Linked DNA regions of Homo sapiens: region 1 is linked to region 2. A link is an interaction called in ENCODE POLR2A ChIA-PET data of the cell type or tissue named here. Cell type or tissue: OCI-LY7. All regions are shown on one strand.

Evidence for each region. ChIA-PET counts read pairs that join two places held together with the same protein. Peaks named below come from ENCODE experiments on the same cell type or tissue, not always from the same donor. Only the 100,000 strongest peaks of a DNase experiment are listed, where the experiment ranks them.
Region 1: POLR2A ChIA-PET joins it to region 2 with 5 read pairs; 3 of 35 experiments call an interaction of 5 or more read pairs at or near these places.

The regions. Positions count from the first base shown.
Region 1 is chr2:32,653,309-32,657,308 of GRCh38, reverse strand. The region is part of intron 5 of TTC27 (tetratricopeptide repeat domain 27); the gene reads right to left. Among named protein-coding and RNA genes, the nearest start is that of MIR4765, 20 kb to the right of the region's middle. In OCI-LY7, no CTCF peak of the experiment used is centred here; no DNase peak of the experiment used is centred here.
Region 2 is chr2:32,590,089-32,594,088 of GRCh38, reverse strand. BIRC6 (baculoviral IAP repeat containing 6) reads right to left here. Exons shown (of 74, transcript NM_016252.4): 67 at 29-174. Among named protein-coding and RNA genes, the nearest start is that of BIRC6-AS2, 17 kb to the right of the region's middle. In OCI-LY7, no CTCF peak of the experiment used is centred here; a DNase peak (open chromatin) is centred at 1,858; H3K27ac peaks cover 621 bases.

The DNA.
Region 1 (4,000 bases), 63 kb before region 2:
TCAAAGAGAGTAAGTCAAGATGTACATGTCTCACCTCAGAAGGCACATAGGCATCCTAACGTGAACTTCACTGAGGTGGGCAGACCACGAGGTCAGGAGATCGAGACCATCCTGGCTAACACAGTGAAACCCCGTCTCTACTGAAAATACAAAAAATTAGCCGGGCACGGTGGTGGGCACCTGTAGTCCCAGCTTCTCAGGAGGTTGAAGCAGGAGAATGGCATGAACCTGGGAGGCAGGGCTGGCAGTGAGCCGAAATCGTGCCACTGTACTCCAGCCTGGGCAACAGAGCAAGATTCCGTCTCAAAAAAAAAAAAAAAAAAGAATTGTGCTAGATCTTACTGCAAGGTTTAAGTCCTATTCTTCCCTAAAAATGGGGTAGGGTAGGAAGAGCTAGGTAGCTAAGAAGAGAAGACACACAATCATTATTGAATGATTCAATATGCAGTTAGTTTGATTATAAATTGTGTGCCATTGACCAAAAGTAGCAGAGGGGGAAACCCATAAAGACTGGATAATTGAACAAACCTTATCAGAAGGGTGGGGCCTTAAAAGATGGGTAGAATTTGGCTACAACCTCACACATCAAGTTTGTAAGGTTTACCAAGGAGGGGTCCATGTGTGTCTCATCCACTGGTATAGGCCCAGCACCTATCACAGCTCAAATAATATCCTCGGAGTGAGCAAATATTCTAAAAACCCTTTCGTGGTGATCACCAAGGAGATGAAAATCCAGCATCCTCGTGATCTAGCTCCTTCCCACCTGTAAACCTCATCAGCTGAGACACACACCCTTCACACTCTGCTCCAGGCATTCCAAACTACTGGAATTCCCAAATTCACAAAGATGTTCCAAGTCTCTGTGCCTCTCTTGCACATAGTACATGTCCTTTCCAAGTTCTCTACCTAAAAAATTCCCACCATTCTTTAAGATTCAGTGCAAGTATCAGCCACTTCGTGAAGGTTTCTCTGACCTCCCGGTTCAGAACAATCACATTCTCTCCCTCATTCCTTACTCTGCATTACCTGTTTGTCCTACCTGTATTTTAGTCCTTATCTCACTAAGTTCACTGATATCCACAGCACATAGCGCAGTGTCTGGAACACAGCAAGCACTCAAGAGTTTATTAAATTAAATATCAAACTCAGCAGGAGATAGAAGGCCAAAGATAAAACTGGGACTAATTAAAAATTTCCTCATTAAAAAAAAAAGACATTATGAAATTGGCATTTAGAAAACTCAAGCCAGTACTCAATAGCAGTGTTGTTCAATGCAACTTTCCCTGATGTTGTTGAGCAGTCTACAGCTGCTTGTCCAGATGGTAGCCGTTAGCTACATGTGGCTTCTGAGCACCTGAAATGTGGCTAGTGAAACTGAGGAACTGAATTTGCAATTTCATCTATTTTACTTTATTTGAATTTAAGTAGCCATACATGGCTAGTGGCTACCATATTGAATAGTACAGCTCTAGTTAGCAGAAATACTGCATGAAAGTGACAGAATATAAGATTTTGTAATTAATTTTAAAAGTACTGGGTGACAGATCGAGACTCTGTCTCTCAAAAAAAAAAAAAAGGACTTTGTAGCAATTATTAATCCTAACAATGAAATGAGCTCCTTCTCAAAGTAATCTCTGAAACTGTCCAACAAAAAAGGGGATAATTTTTTAGATGCAAACTTCCAAGAGTCCACCATTGGTATGAGTGAGAAGCTGGACTACAAAACGTCACATTATTTTATACCTGGAAAGAATTCAAAGAATATTTTATAAGGAAGTGAACCTTGGTTTGGAAGTCAAGTGAACTGCTTGAGTTCATACAGGGAATCAGGAACTAAAAGCTAGATTTTAAAATGCTATGTCAGGCTGGGCATGGTGGCTTATGCCTTTAATTCCGCACTTTGGGAGGCCGAGGTGAGAAGATCCCTTGATGCCAGGAGTTCAAGACCAGCCTAAGCAATATAATGAGACTTCTGAATTTTAAATTTCTCTACAGAAAAATTTAAAAAATAGCCAGGCGGGCCAGGCACAGTGGCTCACTCCTGTAATACCAGCACTTTGGGAGGCCAAGGCAAGCAGATCATGAGATCAGACTTCAAGACCAGCTTGGCCAACATGGTGAAACCTCATCTCTGCTAAAAATACAAAAAAAAATTGGCCAGACATGGTGGCGGGCACCCATAGTCCCAGCTGCTTGAGAGGCTGAGGTAGGAGAATCACTTGAACGCAGGAGGCAGAGGTTGAGTTGAGCCGAGGTCACGCCATTGCACTCCAGCCTGGGTGACAGAGTGAAACTCTGTCTCAAAAAAAAAAAGGCCAGACGCAGTGGCTCATGCCTGTAATCCAAGCACTTTGGGGGGCTGAGGAGGATGGATCATTTGAGGTCAGGAGTTGGACACCAGCCTAGCCAACATGGTGAAACCCCATCTCTACTAAAAATATAAAAATTAGCCAGGCATGGTGGTGGGCACCTGTGATCTCAGCTACTTGGGAGGCTGAGGAAGGAGAATCTCATGAACCCGGGAGACAGAGGTTGCAGTGAGCCAAGATCACGCCATTACACTCCAGCCTGGGCAACAGAGCGAGACTCCATCTCAAAAAAAAAAAAAAAATTAGCCATGTATGGTGGCAAGCGCCTATACTCCCACCCATTCAGAAGGCTAAGGTAGGAGGATCACTTGAGCCCAGGATTTCAAAGTTGCAGTGAGTCTAGATCGCATCACTGCACTCCAGCACGGATGACAGAGCAAGACCCTGCCTCAAAAAAATAATAACAACATGAAATGCTATACCCTGTTAATCATCTTAATTGTGATGATTTCACAGGTGTATGCATATACAAAATGTCACAAATTGTACACCTTAAATATGAGATCTTATTATAGGTTAATTAAACTTGAAAAAAAAGCTGTTTTTTAAAAGGCACACTATATCCACTACTATACCATCTTTGGCTCTACCTCATAGTTGTTAGGAATAAGCTAGTTAATATAATTAAAGACTTCAAAGACTGCTTGATGTGGTGTATACACTATAGAAATGTTAGCTGCATTATCATTAGTTACTAGAATTCTGCCTTACTGACCAGCTTGCAAAAAGCAAGGGAAAGTGTCAGCAGGACTTGGAGTCAGAAACGCCACATCATTGTGCTGGTTCTTGGGCAACTTCTGTAAGTCTCAATTCTTCGTAAAATGATTTAACTAGACAAGATTATCTCTAAAGGGCCTTTCCAAACTAAAGATTTCAGATTAGGATAAAAGCTGTAGATATGGAAAAGACAGATCAATATGGGACCCTTGGGGAAGAACTGGTAAGATTTAAGAACTGGCTAGAAACGCAGAATGGTGGAAAGCAATGAGTCAACAATGGAAGCAAAGTTTTGAGCTTTGAAGATAGATAACTCAAGGTTTACATTAGGCATATATTATTATTTTAATAAATCAGGAGGTTCTCCCTGGAAATGAATATTTGTGACCTTCTGGATCAAAATGTCACCCACACTTAAAATGTATGCTAAAACCAAAATCTCTTCTCACGAGATTATTTAAATGCTATGCTAAAATGAAATCCTTAATGGACAATTATAATTACAGACAATGACATTTAGTACATTCAATAACATTTATTCCAAAGTATCAAATTTATGAAAAGAAATCAACGTACGCACGTATGCATCAGTCACCAAAAGACTGTTTTTTTTTTGTTTTTTTTTTTTTGAGATGGAGTCTCACTCTGTCATCCAGGCTGTAGTGCAGTGGTGTAATCTCGGCTCACTGTAACCTCTACCTCCCAGGTTCAAGAGATTCTCCTACCTCAACCTCCTGAGTAGCTGGGATTACAGGCACACACCACAATGTCCGGCTAATTTTTATGTTTTTAGTAGAGACAGGGTTTCACCATGTTGGCCAGGCTGGTCTTGAACTCTTGACCTCAGGTGATCCACTGCGTCAGCCTCCCAAAGTGCTGGGATTACAGGCATGAGCCACCGTGGAGACTGTTTT
Region 2 (4,000 bases):
AAGTGGCATAATAGGAAAAGTTTTGTACCCTGATTTGCTTGCCGCAAACTGGTGGTGGCTGCATAAACTATCTCAGCAGTCTTTTGGATGTCTGGTACCAAAAGAGTAAGTCCTTCTGGTTCTTGATCAGACGCATCTGGTTTTACTCCTGTTTTAACATTTTCCCTTTTAGATCTGAATTTTTTTAATATGGAAAGAAAAGCAAGGAAAATTAAGATTTTAGGACTAAAACACCTCCATAAATCAATATACAAATGAGTGTGTGCATTTCATTTGTCACACACATGATCTATATTAACTTGCTTTTGAAGCCACTGGCTAGTAAAGTTATGGGTAGGTTTTCCCTTCTAATATAAAATCAGAGAAGAGACAGACATTATATAAATGTCATACTGTAAAAGATCCAGATACCTGATGTCCTCAGAGACACACTTTTAAAAACACACATAATTATAAATATTCAGAGACAGAAATCACTTCTACACCTAAAATATTTGAGAATTAAAGGACCACAAGCAGTTTTTAAATTTTAATACTATTTGTATTTCACTCAGAATTAAATTTCCAAGAAAAAAAAACATATTTTAGAGTAAAATGTAGGTTCATTACTGGGTGTCTTAATACAATGTGTTTCTATACATTGGATCTTTTAATGAGACACTAAGTTTTAGGGCATATTCATTTTAAAGATATTATTCTGTTATTTCCTATCAGGATCTAAAATGTACCCAATTTCATTTCACATTGTTATCACAATAGGATGTATTACAGCAAGGTTTAAGTATATAGGACATTACATTTTTATTTAAATTTTCTAGATAAATGTACTAGTAGTTTAATACAAGAGTCACTGAAAACACAACTAAACATTATTTCCTTTTCTCTATTCCAACTCTCAGCACATTATTGACATCACAAACATCTTTACACTACTGCTTAGAATTTCAAAAATCTACATCTTTATAATTCTTTAAATAGATCATTTGAAACAAACTAAAATCGTATATAAATAAAAGTGTTTAAAATATTTATGCTAAGGTATGATCTAAACTATACATCACTTATTTTTTTAGTTGTATACCTACCTAAAAAGGGACTTGGTCATTACATTAAAATACTATCTCGCAAAGTGGTCATGGAGCCTTAGAGAACTATAAAAAGAGTAACAGACAGTAGAAGAATCCTTAACAAATAGGCTGGGCATGGTGGCTCATGCCTGTAATCCCAGCACTTTGGGAGGCTGAGGCGGGTGGAACACCTGAGGTTGGGAGTTCGAGACCACCCTGAACAACATGGAGAAACCCCATCTCTACTAAAAATGCAAAATTAGCTGGACATGGTGGCGCATGCCTGTAATCCCAGCTACTGGGGAGGCTGAGGCAGGAGAATCACTTGAACCTGGGAGGCGGAGGTTGCAGTGAGCCGAGATCACGTCATTACACTCCAGCCTGGGCAACAAGAGTGAAACCCCATCTCCCAGAAAAAAAAAAAAAGAATCCTTAACAAATAATACTATGTCATCTACATACAAATGAACCTTTCCTTGTCACAAAAACAAAAATCTGCTCAGAAGCTATTCAATCCTTAACTCAAGGTAGATAAACAGTAAACTCAGAAGCCACTCAAGTGGGTAGGAAGAATAAATGAAAATAGTATCATGCATGTGTTTTGAATTTGGTTCCTACAATGTGTAAACAAAAACTAGTTTCTACAGATATCTTTAACTAGAAGGTAAAAACTTATGTCACCTGACTTAACTGAAGAGGTATAATATGTCACTGAATGGCTGCCTTTTTTCCTGTGCTCTCTTCTTATCTTCCCTGAGTTATAAGAAGTCAGAGAACACATGGCCACTTTCCTTTACCACTCAGGAAATGACTTGGCAGATGTTATACTGTACACCATTTCAGTCATCAACTGTCGTCTATGTACATGTATCTGAATATATGTTTTTGCATATATAAGGAGAGTATAGTGTACGTCTGAAGACTGAAATATCAGAGAATTTTACTGCTCGAGTCAACTACTATACTGTGTCTTTTACAGCTATGAAATTAAGGTGAGACTGTAGTTTAACAGTGAGTCACTTCTTAATAAAGACATGATTCTGGTAGAGTAACTCAAACAGATTACCAACTTCTGCATTTGTCAATAGCTAATAACAATCAGTGTCAAACACTGAGAATGAAGAGAAGTGCATAAGCTGCTTGACAGTACCCACTTTGAATTTACAAAGACTCTTACTCCCCAGTTGTAAATGATTCTCTATTACCAGGTCTTGACAAATTATTAAGTAACAGGGCCACTGAATAAGAAAACAACAGTAACTTGTTTCAGAAAGCAGTTATGATTACAGCCATAATAAAATATAGTTTCCTAAGCCTATAATCAATGAGTTAACCCACTGTACTCTCAATAAAGATTTCACTTAAAGAAACATATCTTGCAGAGAAGGAAGATATGAAAGTGAAGCTCTTTTTCCAGAAAGGTTATTTTCTCTTTGATGAAACAAGAATCTTTAGCATGGAGCATGAACTGCATCAATCCAGTTTAGGTCTTTATTGTATTTACCACCCCAGTGTGTAGATTACCCTTGGAACTACTGATTCTAAATCTCAAGCTCTATTCATGCCAATTTCCTAAATCCACTTTTAAAAAGAAGATTAGTAAGAGATTATTAAAATAGTACACAAGGTTAGGATGATAAATTTTATTTTTTTACCATAATTAAGAAAAAGTAAAAGAAAAATAATTGTGCAAGAATCCTCAGAAGTTTAAAAAAATTCTTTACATCAAATGTGTGAAAGAAATGATATATATTTCATATTGAAGACAATGGTTGAATCATAAAGCAGATATATATTAGACCTTTGACCAGGTTCTAATGAGAAATCTTTACTTGAATAGTCTGACAAAAACACACCGAAAAAAAGAAAATCTCTAAATGGTGAGAATACTTTGAATATATGAAGAACACACACTACCTGCCTATCAATGATTCTAACTAGTCATTGTCTGACATTAAACTATAGCCAGTAGTCTCTTTTCTATAAAAGTTGCAGGTTACTGTCAACCCATATGTAGGCCCAGCTCATGAAAAAAGGCCATACCTTAGCTCACATCCTGAAGTCTGTGTGAAAAGCTATTTGAGTTCAAGGCACCTAGCTGGAAGTAGGTCTTTGAGACTGACAATGGATCCAACATGGTAAAAGCAATCAGCGACGGCCGCTACCATGGTATCCGCTGCTTTGTGCATACGTTGAATCTGGTTGTGATCACTGCCCTGAAGAAATACGAGGAAGCAACTGAAGTTTCCACTATTGCACAGAATTATCTGCAAACATTTTCCACTATGCTGTGAATTCCAACTAAATAGCTAATTAGTTAAACAAATTTTGGCTCTGTGACACATATCTGAAGTAGGATGTGAGCAAAATGGGCAAATCTTTCTCCTGAAAACAAAACAAAAAAGCAAACCCATACCTCAACATTCAATTATATTGAACTGCCTCTACCAGTATCTACCGCCCAAATAAAGTTGAGTATTAGTAAGACTAAATACACCATGTCAGAATTATGGTATTTTATAATCCAAAAACTGAAAACAGCTTAATACAGCTATTTCCTTGATAAAACAAGACCCCTTTAACCCTTTGCACTCCTAAATCTAAGCTAAACATACTGCAAAGTTGCAATAAACATTTAAAAAAGGAGAGCCATTTGAAGAAGTTATCTGGAGACTACATGCTGAAATGTAGATTCACAACTATTAAGAATTAGCACTGCAGAAGAAGATTCTAAAACTATAAGAGAATGAAACTTCTACATTTACCAAAAAGCACTGATCACACTGTGCTCCTCAGTTCTAAAGCTCTTTGACAGTAATTATAGTTTAGATTAGAGGTAAACTGAAAGAGTAAATAAAAATATTACTGTGGGAAACTGCTTCTAGTATCTCCAGGATGCACAAAAATAATTCTTGAAATGCACCAGTAAACGG